Linked DNA regions of Homo sapiens: region 2 is linked to region 1. Evidence: read pairs that join two places in POLR2A ChIA-PET (ENCODE). Cell type or tissue: Panc1. All regions are shown on one strand. Each heading gives the region's core, and the rest is flanking DNA. Links, peaks and the distances in the headings are about the cores only. Region 1 holds the start of LOC124904810 (small nucleolar RNA U13). Region 2 overlaps ST7L (suppression of tumorigenicity 7 like).

Evidence for each region. Peaks named below come from ENCODE experiments on the same cell type or tissue, not always from the same donor. Only the 100,000 strongest peaks of a DNase experiment are listed, where the experiment ranks them.
Region 2: POLR2A ChIA-PET joins it to region 1 with 14 read pairs; 3 of 35 experiments call an interaction of 5 or more read pairs at or near these places.

Annotation. Positions count from the first base shown.
Region 1 is chr1:112,652,034-112,660,374 of GRCh38, forward strand. CAPZA1 (capping actin protein of muscle Z-line subunit alpha 1) reads left to right here. Exons shown (of 10, transcript NM_006135.3): 4 at 1,565-1,628; 5 at 2,432-2,638; 6 at 6,989-7,068; 7 at 7,668-7,746. It overlaps LOC124904810 (small nucleolar RNA U13), which reads left to right and starts at 555; the gene lies at 555-655. In Panc1, for the core only: no CTCF peak of the experiment used is centred there; no DNase peak of the experiment used is centred there.
Region 2 is chr1:112,540,020-112,548,360 of GRCh38, forward strand. ST7L (suppression of tumorigenicity 7 like) reads right to left here. Exons shown (of 15, transcript NM_017744.5): 14 at 1,932-2,071. Among named protein-coding and RNA genes, the nearest start is that of WNT2B, 35 kb to the left of the region's middle. In Panc1, for the core only: no CTCF peak of the experiment used is centred there; a DNase peak (open chromatin) is centred at 4,202; H3K27ac peaks cover 2,112 bases.

The DNA.
Region 1 (8,341 bases), core at 182-8,181:
TCACTTGAATCCGGAAGGCAGAGGTTGCGGTAAGCCAAGATCGTACCACAGCACTCTAGCCTGGGCAACAGAGTGAGACTGCATCACCCCCACCCCCCAAAAAAATAAATACACAAAGTATACAGTAACAACTTTTAACAAAATAAGATTGAAAATTAGCTTTAGAGGCTGGGCACGGTGGTTCATGCCTGTAATCCCAGCACTTTGGGAGGCTGAGGTGGGCGGATCACCTGAGGTTGGAAGTTCGAGACTAGCCTGACCAACATAGAGAAACCCAGTCTCTACTAAATATACAGAAATTAGCTGGGCATGGTGGCACATGGTAATCCCAGCTACTCTGGAGGCTGAGGCAGGAGAATCGCTTGAACCCGGGAAGTGGAGGTTGTGGTGAGCCAAGATCACACCATTGCACTCCAGCCTGGGCAACAAGAGCTAAACTCCATCTCAAAAAAAAAAAAAAAAAGCTTTAAATATTTGAAGAAGTTTAAATGTTTGTTACTTTGCTTTATCTTGAGAAGCCTAGTTTTAACCACTGCTTAAAACTAGTGGTCTCCATCCTTTTGTAGTTCATAAGTGTGATGGTTGAGTTTTCACATGCATGTGTGAGATGTGCCTCCCTCAAACCTTGTTATGTTGGCACATTACCTGTCTGACATGGGGAAAAAAAAAAACTAGCAGTCTATTTTAATAGGTTAAAATTGGGAATTCTGTGAGAAGACTGATACTTTTTAAGAATATAAGTGTAGCTCTTATTTCCATCTTTCTTTTATCTTGTCTTTTGCTTTAGCTTTGTAAAATGTATTAGAGAGCCATTAAAAATGCAGAATTTCAAAAATCAAGCTTTGGACAAATAGTAATATTAGGCATGTACTTTGATTATTTATGCATTCCTCTTTTAAAAATAACTACTTTGTGCCTGAGGCTCTACTTTTATACTTGACTCATGCTCAACTCTCACTTCACCTTCTTCGCATGTCAGATGCCTTCTGACATTTAATTATAGTTTCTCGTGACTTTGAGAGCCAAGAAAAAAGATCATTTCCAAAATAGTGTATCAATGGAGGATTCTTTTGAATTACTGAAAGCTTCTGCCCAAATGATTAAAATTGTTGGCAGTTCACAATAATTAGATTGCTTCAAACTTTGGAATTAGCCGAGTGTGGTGGTGTGCACCTGTAGTCCCAGCTACTCAGGAAACAGATGGGAAGATCTCTTGAGCCCAGGAGTTTGAGGCCAGCCTGGCAACGTAGTGAGACTCTATCTCAAAACAAACCAACTTTGGAATTGTCTAAGCAGAAGGTCTTTTGGAGCTCAGGAGCAGAGAGGAAAAGGTAATTTCAGAGTTTAAGGAGCTTCCAAGATCTCCGTAGAGAGGAGTCCCTTCAGAAAGCTGGAAGGCATTATGTTAACACTGGATGTCTGGGGAGAAGGGAAAAGTACAGGGTACTATTTTCACATTTCCTTTCACTATTCTGTGAACCACCTTTTGTGTTTATTTACACATAATTCTTTTCTCTCTCCCTCTTTTTTTTTTTTTTTTTAAAAAACTTTTAAAAAAAAACAGTGCATTTGCCCAGTATAACATGGATCAGTTCACGCCTGTGAAGATAGAAGGATATGAAGATCAGGTAATAATTGCCTTTTAGACAGGCTATGCCTGGCAGATAGTAGAGATCCTATTAATGGAAACCAAAGCAGATGTCTGAACCAGGTGCTGAATAAATTTGTCTTAGTTTTTATAGTTTTTGTGTGTACTGTACGTGTTAGGATATTCTTCTCTTTCTCATAACACTAGCAGTTTCTTTGACAAGAAAGGAGAGCAGCCTCTTAACAAGAACAGTGAAAATGGAAGTATTTAAGTTTTACAGGTTTTCCAGCTGTCTTTAATTCTCCTTGATAAGAGTAACAACAGACATTATATTTAATGGAAAAACAGAGGCGTTCCTCCTGAAATTTAGACTACTTATTTATTACTTTAGGATTTTGGTGGTTGGGAAATGGGATGAGAAAACAGTTCACTTTGTGTATTTTTTCATTTTTGAACCATGTGAATGTATTACCTATTTTAAATGCTAAGTGTAATGGCCCTAAAGTTTCATAATGACTCTGGAAAAATATGTGAAAAAAATACAAAAGTGTACATAAAAGTTATTACAGCTATGTATAAAGTACATATATAGTTATGTATAAGTATATATTAGAAACCAAGAAATGAATATTATTAGTATGGGGGATATTTTGTAGTTTAAAGTTGACTTATTCATAAATACAATATTCTTAATAATACGGGACTTGGTTGAAAAATTAATATGAAAGAAATCTGACTAAATGAAAAGTTAACTGCCTCAGAATTTTTATTGATGTGTTTCATAAAAGGCAGTAAGAATTGTCTTTTTTACAGTTACTCATATGTTTAATGATTCTTTGGAAGGTCTTAATTACAGAGCACGGTGACCTGGGTAATAGCAGATTTTTAGATCCAAGAAACAAAATTTCCTTTAAATTTGACCACTTACGGAAAGAAGCAAGTGACCCCCAGCCAGAAGAAGCAGATGGAGGTCTGAAGTCTTGGAGAGAATCCTGTGACAGTGCTTTAAGAGCCTATGTGAAAGACCATTATTCCAACGGCTTCTGTACTGTTAAGTATCTGACTGCTTCGTTATCAGAGAGTGTTTTCTTATATTTACCTTATCCTTTGGAGGCTTTGGCCTACCAAACATCCCTACTTTCTTCTTAGCCATGCTCTCTTCTCCTCTGCATTTTATTCCCTAAATCATTTTGGAAAGGGGTATAAATGAAATTTTTATATGGAAAATTTCTTTTTAAAATCCCAATGCACAAAAAATTTAGGTATCAGTGTATTCTGTTTTCACATTTGACTTATGAAAAATGCCTTACACCCATCAGAAAAAGGTCTTTGGTTTTTCTTTTTTTCTTTCTTTTTTTTAAATTAACCTTTTAAATTAATTTTTTTTTGTTTGTATTTTTACCCAGATCTAAAAGGTCTTTGGTTTGGACATGGAGAAAAAAATGGTATACTAAGATTGTTGAGAGAGCTTTTGCTCATATTTATGGCTTTTTGATATAGGCATTTTTACACAAACTACTTCTACATAGTTTAGATGTTTATATTCAGTAATCAAAACTATTAGAACTAAACAATTGGCTGGACATGGTGGCTCATGCCTGTAATCCCAGCACTTTGGGAGGCCAAGGTGGGCAGATCACTTGAGGCCAGGAGTTCGAGACCAGCCTGGCCAACATGGTGAAACCTTTACTTAAAAAATACAAAAAGTAGCTGGATGTGGTGGTGCACACCTGTAGTTTCAGCTACTCAGGAGGCTGAGGCACAAGAATCACTTGAACCAGGGAGGTGGAGGTTGCAGTGAGCTGAGACCACACCACTGCATTCCAGCCTGGGCAACAGAGTGAGACACTGTCTCAAAAAAACAAAAAACAAAAAAAACCAAACAATTTTTTTTTAATCAGGAGTGATTTTCTTTTTGTTGTTGTTTTTGCTGTTGTTGTTGTTGTTCTTTTGTTTTTTGAGACTAAGTCTTACTCTGTCACCCAGGCTAGAATGCAGGGGCACCGTGTCAGCTCAATGTCACCTCCATCTCCTGGGTTCAAGCAATTCTCCTGCCTCAGCTTCCTGAGTAGCTGGGATTACGGGTGCCCACCACCACACCTGGCTAATTTTTATATTTTTAGTAGAGACAGAGCTTCACCATGTTGGCCAGGCTGGTCTCGAACTCCTAACATCAGGTGATCCAGCTGCCTCGGACTCCCAAAGTGCTGGGATTACAGGCGTGAGCTGCTGCACCTGGCCTAATTTTCTTTTACTCCCTCTTGACTGTAAAAATAGATAAATTTGGCTTTATTATTTTTCCTTTATAAAATTATGGCATATTAAGAAAAATATTGATTAGAATATTTTTTATTTTTAAATTGACAAAAATATGATATGTACAACATGATATTTTGAAATATGTATACATTGTGGAATGGCTATATTGAGCTAATAACATGGATTTCTATACATATTTATCATTTTTTTGTTGTGGGAAAATCAGCAATTTTCACTAGAATATTTTAAATATACAATGATGATGAATTACATGGCAGTCTAGAATACAGTTAAGAGCACCTACTTTGAAGCCTTACTAACTGGTTTGATTCCTGGCCCTGCCAATTAATTAGTTGTGTGACCTTAGGTAAATTACTTAACATCTCTGTGCCTCAATTCTTTGACTGTAAAATGGAAATAATTGTTTTTATCTCATAGAGTTGTTGTGAAGATTTAATGAATTAGTAATATATGTAATATATGCCTGGAACAGTGCCTGGCACAAAGTAAGCTCTACATAAATGTTAGATGAATGTTAGGCTAGGTGTCATTATGTTTGATTTTTTTTTTTTTTTTTTTTTTTTTTAATGAGAATACCCATTATGGTGGACTGGACAAGTATAGAATTCCTGTTGGGAAGCCAGTATTGCAAAGGGGAGACATGATAGACTCCCATTTAGAAATTGACTGTTTAATCCTAAATATACTTTGAATTTATTGTTTGTTACCTGTTCAAAGTTTGTCACTACCCATTCTTAATTTGGAGAGCTCCAGCACCAAATAACCCTACTGTGTCCTTAGCTATCAAATGACCTACAGAAAGTCATGGAATTGTTGTGATGGTGTCTGCTGTATATAAGTATCCTATGTCTTATGTCTTCAGCTGACCTGCTTAGTAGTCCGTAATTTCATCTCCTTATTCCCTATCACATTTTCTACATAGTATGTTCCAAACATTTTTCATTGTCCTCTGACAGGCATCTAATCCCCCATGTTTTGTAAGGATTGAAACTGACAGAAATTTTTTTTTTTTTTTTTTGAGACAGAGTCTCACTCTGTCTTCCAAGCTGGAGTGCAATGGTGTGGTCTCGGCTCACTGCAACCTCCCCTTCCTGGGTTCAAGCGATTCTCCTGCCTCAGCCTCCTGAGTAGCTGGAATTACAGGCGCCTGCCACCACACCTGGCTAATTTTTGTATTTTTAGTAGAGACGGGGTTTCACTGTGTTGGCCAGGCTGGTCTTGAACTCCTGACCTTGTAATCCGTTCGCCTCAGCTTCCCAAGTAGCTAGGACCACAGGTGCACACCACCATACCTATCTAATTTTTCTCTGTGTGTGTTGTGTGTGTGTAGGGACTACAAGGCATGAGCCACCAGGCCCGGCCTATTTCTCCTTCTTTGTCTGCCCTTTCCACCTTGCCCTTTCTCCCTCTTCTCCACTTTTTCCCTTCTCTCATCTCTCTCTGCATCACCACCACGTCAGTACATATTCTTTGCCTGCTAATGCCATTTCCTCTATCTACTTCTGAACCCTTTAATTTTTTACTTTAGTCTCCATTCTACAGAAACTGCTCTGAGTTTACTAATGGTTCCTGAGTTACCTGGTCCAGTGTCCTTTTCCTTGTCCATGACTTCCGAATGGCATTTCACACTGAAGCCAATCAACCACTTCTAGAAATTATCTTTTACTTAGGCTGCTGTCAGCAACCCCTAATTCTTTTTTTTTTTTAGAGATGGAGTTTTGCTCTTTTTGCCCAGGCTGGCGTACAGTGGCATGATCTCAGCTCACTGCAACCTCCGCCTCTCAGGTTCAAGCGATTTTCCTGCCTCAGCCTCTCTAGTAGTTGGGATTACAGGTGCCCACCACCACACCTGGCTAATTTTTGTATTTTTAGTAGAGATGGGGTTTCACCATGTTGGCCGGGCTGGTCTTGAACTCCTGACCTCAGGTAATCCCCCTGCCACAGCCTCTCAAAGTGCTGGGGTTACAGGCTTGAGCCATTGCACCCAGCCCCCTAATTATTCTTACTCTATACTAAGTTCTTTTTTTCCCCTACCTTTGTAAATGTAGGCATTCCCCCAAAGTTCATAATTCATTTAATGCAGGTAAAGTAACACAGACTTCGGTGTCACAAAAACAGTGGGTTTGGATTCTACCTTTACCACTTCCTGAGTGACCTTAGGCAAGAAGCTTTGTGAACTTCAACTTCTTATCTGTAGATAACACTGTATTTCATCAGATTTATTAGAGGAAAAAGAAAATACATGTAAGAACATATTTTGTGGACTATAAAGCGCTATTTTTTTTTTCTTACTTTCCCTTGGTGATTGCATTTCCATTCACCTCTCCCACACTAAAGAAGAGTTAGTGTTTCTAACTACTAACTAGACATCTCCATCTGTAATTTCCAGTTTGTTAATGACACCACCATCTTTTTAGTCACTCTTGAGTTCCTTCTTTCCTTTGCCCATCATTTGCAATATACTGCTAGACTTTGATTGTACTTCTACATTCTGTGTGCAACTCTTCCTTTCCATTCCCATTAATATAACTCTGACTTGTTGCCTAGATTAATCCTGTGGCCTCCTAACCAAGCTTCAGCTTTTCTTCGTTTTATCTTGAATACCAGTATTGATTATTCTCCCACAATATTAGTTCTAGTCATGTTTTGCTGTCTCTCCATTGCCTATAGAATAAAATCTTAAACTTCTTACTTTACATCTACTATTACATGACCTAAATCTACCATCCTGTTTTGTCTTTCATTAGTCCACTTCACACACACCCTTTAAACCTGACAGTCTTGTTCACTGAACAAGTCCTTAGTTTCCTGTCTTGCCTTTATTTTCAGTCTCTGCTTATCAGAATCTCATCTGTCTTGTATGACCCAGCCTAAATGGCACCCGCCTTGTACCCCAAACCAAGAGCAGTATTTCCCTCTGTTTTCATTGTATCACTGTCTCTGGTAGAACCTAACATGTTCTGCTTTGTTTTCATATCCCATGTGCACTATTGTGTTCTAAGCTCATTTTATGTGATTCTTTGTCTCCCCCAAGGATTTAACACTCTGCTTTTGTACAATGCATGTTGTTTAAATTAAAAGTGTTTGGAGTCTTTAACTATTTTTTTTTCCCAACAATAGGTTTATGCTAAAACTATCGATGGGCAACAGACTATTATTGCATGTATTGAAAGCCACCAGTTTCAGCCTAAAAACTTCTGGTAAGAAGTAGATATTCTCTTCTATTTACATCTGAAAGAAACCAGCAGTTGAGACTTGGTTTTTAATCCAACTAGCTTGGAATAATTATTTAACTTACAGACTTCAGTTTTCCATCTATAAATGAGGGATTTAGATTCCTTACAGTTCTAAGGTTTTATAATTATATTTTCCTTTAAAAGTTACTCTTATTTTGAGTGAGAACAAGTGATTAGTAAAGTGCCCTGTTGAAAATCTGAGTTTTACTTGGCTTAGGGTTACTGCTACTTGAGTTAATTGTGTAACTCAGCAGCCTATTCATCTGATTTTGGAAGAGCCTCCCATGAGCAGAATAGGCATGGTTTTCCATTTCAAGGGAAAAAAGGAAAAATGAAAGACAAAATAACTTAGAAAAGGCTTATGGTCAGGCCACTTAGATCCAGACTTACATTTGAGTAGACAGAGCTTTGGGTTTGCCAAACTGGAAATGACAGTTTCTCTCTCTCTCTTTTTTTTTTTCTTTTTTTGCACCCCTCTTTCCCAACTTCTGTACCTCAGTGGCAAATCACCTCTTTCTTGTGCTTATTGCTAATTCTGCAATGTTGTGTGTGTGTTTTAATAGGAATGGTCGTTGGAGATCAGAGTGGAAGTTCACCATCACACCACCTACAGCCCAGGTGGTTGGCGTGCTTAAGATTCAGGTGAGATTCCAACATGTTTATAGACTTAAAACTTCACATCTTTAAAACATGTGCAGGTTGCTTTGGTATTAAATAAGGACCAAGTATGTGTAGATGCAAAGGGAGACTGATGGCAGTGAATAGAAATAGAAGCCTCCTTCTTGGGGTGGTAAACAGAGAGAGCTATTCTGAGTTGATAAAGGATAGCATGTAGAGTGTATGGCAACATGGTTATTGTTATTTTTCCTTCAATGGTAACATAAGATATAACTAGGAATTATCAAACAGCAGTTTTAGGAAAGATTTAAAATTAATAATAATAATAATTATTATTTTTTGGGACAGAGTTTCACTCCATCACCCAGACTGGAGTGCAGTGACGTGATCTCAGCTAACTGCAACCTCCACCTCCCAGCCCAGGCTGGGTTAATTCCTAAAAATTATAACTAGAGAGAATGGCAGGTGTTTTGGAATATAAATAGCCAAGCAGAAGTAGATTGATTGATTGATTGATTGATTGACTGATTGATTGATTTTTGAGATGGAGTTTTGCTCTTATTGCCCAGGCTGGAGGTGCAATGGCATGATCTCGGCTCTTCGCAATCTCTGGCTCCTG
Region 2 (8,341 bases), core at 138-8,137, 110 kb before region 1:
AGTCTCTACTAGAGGAGTGCTAAGGAACTTATGCTATGTAATCGTAAAGATTCTTCTGGTGCCATTAGTGACTGCCTAGGTAAAGGCAGACACTATAAACATTAATTGTAGCTTGCACCCCATGGAAATATACTACTAACAGTTGGTATAGATCTATTCCAGATTCTAGATCTCCCTCCTTGCTCTATTTCACTTCCTTCCCACTCCACTTGCCTGAGACAAATCCAAGAATCATCTCTCCCATTGCTTGCCTGTGATCTCACATACACAGTTGCACATTTTCTTTCCAGCTATTAAATGGATGGAATTCTCTTTCTAGGCCATTTTTATTCGATGCCAGATTACATAGTAAGGTCATTTCAGTTTGAGATGCACTCACTCAACTATTAGCACTACTGCAAATAACAGTTATGAGTATGATCACTAAGTGTTCATTTTACACTGAAAAGAAATAGAATAGTCAGTTTCCAAACCAAATAGCTATACTCCCTGAACAACAGTGGAAAGTCATTCTTCTTGAAGTTTGACCCAGAATCAAGTGCAGACTCAGACTCCTAGGCCTACAGCCAGTGGCAACTTAACACATTATATGGTTGACCTTCAGGGAAAAAGGGAAACCACTGCTCTTACCACTGGTGCCAGAAAAAAGCCAACTAATCTTTAAGGCACAAAATAAACTATTCTTAAGGCAGAAAAAGAAACTGTGAGGAAACAAGTTAGAATGGAGGCATATAGAGAAAAATACAGAAAATACATTACCAAGTAAGGACTAGTTTTTCCATGGTTCTCAGTGTTTTCATTTTTGGGAATATAATTAATCAGCATTTTCTTTTTGGGTTTTAACTCCTACTACCTGGTAGAAATGCAAAGATGTACAAGAAAGATGCATTTTTAAAAAGGCTTGGAGACTTAAAGGCAATTATCTTTGCTAATTTTACTTTGAGCCAGTGACATTAATAAGTTCATATAGAAAAGTAAATAGTTGCTGGGCATGGCGGCTCATGCCTGTAATCCCAGCACTTTGGGAGGCTGAGGCGGGCAGATCACTTGAGCCCAGGAGTTCAAGACCAGCCTGGGCAACATGGCAAAACCCTGCCTCTACAAAAAATACAAACATTAGCTGGGCATGGTGGCATGTGCCTATAGTCCCAGCTACTCGGGGGGCTGAGGCGGGAGGACTGTTGAACCCAGGAGGCGGAGGCTGCAGTGAGCTGAGATCGTACCACTGCACTCCAGCCTGGGTCACAGCGAGACCTTGTCTCAGAAAAAAAAAAAAAAGTAAATAGTGATGGGATACCCACTCTAGTATCAGTCCTCAAGTGTTAACTGGTTCAGGAAATGGGGAAGTAGTTCAAAACTAAAGGGTAAAAATGAAAATATAGAACTACACATGGTTCTATATCCAAGTCTGGGGAAGTAAGAACAAGCAGACACAATAACTTGGAGAACCTTTGAGACATAGGCACATTCTGTACCTAGGGACAAATGTCCCATCTGTTCCCCCGCCTTATGTACTTATTATCCATCCTAGTTGTGCTCTTGAGTTTAAAGTTCAACAAATCCTGAGAACTAATGATTTCATTTAAATGAAAAAAATCAAAGGGTTTGTTTACAAAATAGGGTATTTTTAAAAATACCAAAGATAGTAACAAATGCTGTTTATCACCAAAAGTGATCTATAAGAGCAAACTTTATAATGTTATATTGTTACAATCTTATATTGTATTCTTTAAACTTTTAAGCAACAGAAGTAGCTCAAATCACCAAAAATTTATGTTTGATGTATTTATGGCAGCAACTATATACAAATCAATTCCTTTAATTTACAACAAATATCTTCCATTGTTCAGCTGGGTTAGCACAGGCAGATCAGAGATGGTTTCTTGTGTGTTTTACAAATAATCTACACAAGTCCTTGAGATCATACTTACAGCTTTAGCAAAAATACCCATGATTTCAGGAAACTGGTGAGTGAGAATGGCTATCATTGCTGTAGAAGAGCAAAATCCTGCTGTGAAATGGATGAACAAAGGAAGCTCCTTTTTTGGGTAAACAGAAACATGATGAAAGGCTGCAATGGAGAATAGGTAAGAATCAATTTTATTTCAGAATAACATGTAAACAAGTCTTAATCTTTTCAAATGAAATCTGTTTTTAAAAATTAAAAAGAAAAAAAATTTAAAAAGGAAAGTCTCTGGCTAAGCAAGGTAGAAGACAGTTATCCATTATTTATCCCAGCATCAACAGCATATCTAAATAGCCAGACAACTGTGCTGGGTGTGGGAACAGGATGGCGTCATGGGAAAGAATATTGATTACAAAATCATGCTGAGGTGATTTTGAAAAAAAGCTTTGTCACTTATTAGCTATGTGATCTTGAATAAGTTGCTAAACCCTCTAGAAGTTGCTATGGAGAGTTGTAATGATGAACATTTTAAGTGCTTAATGTGAGTTGCAGCCACAGGTGGTGGTTCACGTCTGTAATCCCAGCGCTTTGGGGGGCCAAAGAGGAGGATCGCTTAAAGCCAGGCATGCGACACTAACCTAAGCAAAATCGTGCTTAAAAATTTTTAAAAATTTTAAAAATTAGCCCAGCATGGTGGTGTGTGCCTGTAGGTCCAGCTACTCTGGAGGATGAGATGGGAAAATCACTGGAACCCAGGAGTTTGAGGCTGCAGTGAGCTATGATCATTCCACTGCACTCCAGCCTGGGTGACAGACCTGTCTCTAAATAAATAAATAAATAAATAAATAAATAAATAAATAAATACATTTGAGTTGCTACTTTTTTTTTTGAAGAAGAAGAGTCTCGCTCTGTTGCCTAGGCTGGAGTGCAGTGACATGATCTCGGCTCACTGCAACCTCTGCCACCCAGGTTCAAGTGACTCTTGTGCCTTAGCCTCCCAAGTAGCTGGGATTACATGCACAGGCCACTACGCCCAGCTACTTTTTTGTATTTTTAGTAGAGAGGGGTTTTGCCATGTTGGCCAGGCTGGTCTCAAACTCCTGGCCTAAAGTGATCCGTCCACCTCGGCCTCCCAAAGCGCTGGGATTACAGGTATAAGCCACCACACCTGGCATTGAGTTGTTATTAATTATTGTTCTTTGGGAGCTCAAAGACTAGTATGGAGAAAGAGGCAGACATGTCATTGGTGATTTCCTAGGACCATCAGTTAATAATTTTACCCAGTTATTAATGTGTTTATATATGTGGCATTTCATTAGGCACTGTAAAACTAAAGTAGGTAAGACGGGAGCAGTGGCTCACGCCTGTAATCCCAGCACCTTGGGAGGCTAAGTCGGGTGGATCACGAGGTCAGGAGATCGAGACCATCCTGGCCAACATGGTGAAACCCCGTCTCTACTAAAAATATAAAAATTAGGTGGGCGTGGTGACACGCGCCTATAGTCCCAGCTACTCAGGAAGGCTGAGCAGGAAAATCGCTTGAACCCGGGAGGCGGAGGGTGCAGTGAGCTGGGATTGTGCCACTGCACTCCAGCCTGGCAACAGAGCAAGACTCTGTCTCAAAAATAAATATGTAAATTAATTAATAAATAAAGTAGGTAGGCCAGGTGTGGTTGCTCATGTCTGTAATCCCAGCACTTTGGGAGGCCGAGGCAGGTGAATCATTTGAGTTCAGGGGTTTGAGATCAGCTTGGCCAACATAGTGAAACCCCATCTCTACTAAAAATAGAAAGATTAGCCAGGCATGGTGACGTGCACCTATAGTCACAGCTACTTGGGAGGCTGAGGCAGGAGGATCGCTAGAACCTGAGAGGCAGAGGTTGCAGTGAGCCAAGATCATGCCACTGCACTCTAGCCTGGGCAACAGAGTGAGACTCTATCTCAAAAAAAAAAAAAAAAAAAAAAACCTAAACTAGCAAACTGAAGGCCTAGGATTCTGACCATAAATAAAGTCCCTTGTCTTATTTTACCATATTTACATATTTACTCAGCTATTATTTTTCTAGTGATTGGATATTTCGTTATCAATTATACTCAAGTATTTATATTTTATTTGAAATTTGAAAATACTTGAATAACAATACTGAGATGAGCCTATTAGAGTACTTAACATGCAGTAGGTGCTCAATAAATGTCTGCTAAACTGAGAGCTATTCTGGGACTTCATTAGGCCAGGAAGTTGACCGCTTAGGGCTGGATACTAACCCAGGAATTTCTGATGTAATATCCTGCATTAGTAAGGGATGACTAATTTTGTGCTGAACCAAGGTCAGCTATAAATTTCACTTTTAAAACATAATGATTCACAGAGATTACACCTAAGCTTCCTTCAACAGCTATATTTTAATTTTTATTTTACTATATTCAGAAAGTATATACCAAAACACAAACCCATTAAAAATCCAGAAAATGTCCAGAACCTTGAGCCATGATTAAAGTAAAAGCACATCAAAATGGAAGTTTTAAAAGTTAGAAACATTAGAAACTGTAGAGAACATTGTGCTTTCAGCACCCAAAGAACCAGTCAGCAATCCCCTTTGCCCTGTCCCTCAGCCATGAGAGGCCAACTTCTTCTTCTTCCCAACTTCAAATCAAGAGAAACAAACCCTGCTATTCAAGAAGGTGGGAAACACATACAAGACAGCAAAGTTAGTAATATTACCTAACCTATATAGCATTTTATGGTTTATAAAGAACTTTAATTTATATTAGCTCATTTAATTCTTTTCAGTAACCCTAAGAGATAGTAGTATTCTCACTTTATAAGGTAGAAAACTGCATAGCTTTAGTGAGGAAATTTCCTAAAATATGAGATTTTTATACTGTAAGAGAGACCTAATTATTTCTTCCTGGATTGCTTTCTGTAGATTCATTTGTCAGTCAATGTTTGGCTAATACATCAAAATAATGGATGACTATTACAGAAACACTCCCTTGGAACGAAAGTTCAAATTTCATCACTGGCTTGTAGAGAAAAATTTATCAGAAGGCATAAAAGACGACTAAATAGCTATGTGAACTAGGGGAATAGTTCAACTCTGAACTTATGAGGTCCATAAGCAAATTCCAGAATGCGGTAAGTCATATCAAAGTTGAAGGAAAATTAAAAACAAAAAACATTAAGTACTCCTGGGTATTAAAACTCCTTATTGTTAACAATTTGTTCATTCTTCCACAGTCAGAGACAGAAAAAAATACTCTAAGAACATAAAATATAATCAAACAAAACCCCCCAGCATATTCCCCCTCTCCTACCTTCTGGAGTTTGCACCAAGTTAGAATAAAGGCTTGCCAAGAATAAACTGTCTGGTCTTATAGCTTACAGCTTTGACAACATAATAACCCTGATTTTATTCATATTACTATGTAAAATTGGCCTTATATTAGACAACCTTTGCAATAATTTACAAAGGAGGGCATTATTTTAGGCTAAATGTATTAGCTTAATATAATATACTCTTGCATATTGATGTTCCATAATTTAAGGTCCATTCTTTTGCCTTAAATATATTTGTTCCTGTTAAAATGGAAAGACAACAAGAACTACCACCACCACCTCTTTAGAAAGGAAAATAAAATTTCTCTCATTAATGACATCTTAATTGCTAAAGTCAATGGATTCTTCTTAGTATTTACCTTACCTATTATCTTGGATATTACTCCTCACTTGGAAATTTCTTCTTCCTTTTAGTTCTAGCATATTTAGTTTTAGTTCTTGTCCTGTCTCTCTGACAACCTCTTCACTGAATCTTCAACTGTCATTCTGCCACTCATTGCTTAGACATTTCTGTGCATCCATGGTTCCACCCTCAGTTCAATTCTCACTGTATACAGTTTTCCTTAGTGATTTCATTTATGCCTACGACTTCTTTTGCTACCTAGAAAATAATGACTCCCAATTCTGTTTTTTGAGATGTACAGAGGAAGATATATGAGGACCGCTGGCAATTTTATTTACACAACCTAATCCTGTCTTTAGGCTACAGCTGACTGGACAAGGAATAAACACCTGGATAAATCTGATTCTCTCTCCCAGAAGTTTTAGAAGTGGGATTGAGGCTGGGTGCAGTGGCTCACACCTGTATTCCCAACACCTGTTGAGGCAGGCAGATCACTTGAGCTCAGGAGTTCAAGGCCAAGCTGGGCAACATGGTGAAACCTCACCTCTACCAAAAATACAAAAATTAGCCAGGCATGGTGGCACATGCCTGTGGTCCCAACTACTCAGGAGGCAGAGTGGGGAGGATATTTTGAGCCTGAGAAGTCGAAGCTGCAGTGAGCCGTGACTGCACCACTGCATTCCAGCCTGAGTGACAGTGAAATCCTAACTCAAAAAAAAAAAAAAAAAAAAGAGAGAAAAGAAAAAGTGGGATTGAGATATTATTCATTCTGTATTGTCTGCCTGAACTCATGACATGTAAATAGAGGGCTGTAGGGGCCTCAAGTTTGGCCACATGGTTGTCTATGAAGGGAAAGCCAAACTGTAAAGAGAAAGATGTAAGAATGAAGTGGATACACTGAGAGAAACAGAAACGACAGAACACAGAAGGAGAAAATGGGGCTGGGGATGAAGGAAAGGAAAGTAAGAATAGGAAAGACTGAAAAAAGCAGCCAGGGACAGAGAGATATACAAATAACTGATTCCTGGAAATCCTAATGGCTTTCTAGTCCCCAGTTCTAGTCCCTTATGAAGTCCAAATATAATTGTTGCTATTGAGTTCTCTGATAACCCAGTGTTCTTCCAACAAATTACTATTTATATTTAAGCTAGTTTGAAGTTGCTCTCTATTACTTATGCCTACAACATTCACTAATTATAAATATTATATGTATACTTCATAATATACATTATATACATAACTTAAAAATATATCTATACCTATATATTATTTAGAGAGAGGAAAATATAGACTTGTATGTATATGTGTTAAGTAGATTATACAAGAAAATATTTAAGCATATAAATCTCTATATATGTACATATATATATACACATATACAGGTATGTATGTATATATGGATGAGATGTTACACAGGCAACATAGTCAAAGCTTGAACTTATTTATTTCCCTAACCCCTATTCCCAAATTGGCTCCTCCTGATATAGGATAGATTTACCATTCTCCAAGTCACCGAAGTCAGAAAATTGAGAATCATTCTTGACCTCCTAGATAGCTAGGCCCTCCCTTCTAGAGCTTTCTTTCTTTCTTTTTTTTTTTTTTTTTGAGACAGAGTCTTGCTTTGTCACCCAGGCTGGAGTGCAGTGGCACGATCTCGGCTCACTGCAACCTCCACCTCCTGGGTTCAAGCAATTCTCCTACCTCAGCCTCCTGAGTAGCTGGGATTACAGGCGCAAGCCACCACACCTGGCTAACTTTTGTATTTTTAGTAGAGATGGGGTTTTGCCATGTTGGCCAGGCTGGTCTTGAACTCCTGACCTCAAGTGATCCGCCCAGCTCAGCCTCCCAAAGTTCTGGGATTACAGGCGTGAGCCCCATGTCTGGCCCTTCTCAAGCTTTCTTATAATGTATTCCATACATGTAGCACTTAACACATTGTCTGTCATCTTTGTCATCTTTTTTTTTTTTTTTTTTTTTTTTTTGGAGACAGAGTCTTACTCTGTTGCCCAGGCTGGAGTGCAGTCTCAGCTCACTGCAACCTCCGCCTCCCAGGTTCAAGCGATTCTCCTGCCTCAGCCTTCCAAGTAGCTGAGATTACTGGCATGTGCCACCATGCCGGGCTAATTTTTTGTAGTTTTAGTAGAAATGGGGTTTCTCCATGTTGGCCAGGCTGGTCTCGGACTCCTGACCTCAGGTGATCCGCTCGCTTCAGCCTCCCAAAGTGCTGGGATTACAAACGTGAGCCATCGTTCCTGGCCTGTCCATCATCTTTTTATCAACCTTGTTAGCAGCCTAGGAGTTCAGAATAGGGTGAGAGGGAGAAGGCACTAATATTTAGCATTTTAGTTAAGTACTTACAATGTGCCAGCCATGTTTATAAGAATAAATTAATGAATTTGATTAATTCAACCAATATTTATTGAATACCAATTTTTATGGTAACCATTATAAGAGATACAGGAACAATGGCCAGGTGTAGTGGCTCACACTTGTAATCCTAGCACTTTGGGAGGCCAAGGCGGGTGGATCACTTGAGGCCAGGGGTTCAAGACCAGCCTGGCCACCATGGTGAAACCCTGTCTGTACTAAAAATACAAAAAAAATTAGCTGGGCGTGATGGTGGGTGCCTGTAATCCCAGCTACTCTGGAGGTTGAGGCAGGAGAATCACTTGAACCTGGGAAGCAGAGGTTGCAGTGAGCCGAGATCAGACCATTGCACTCCAGTCAGGGCAACAAGGACGGAAACTCCATCTCA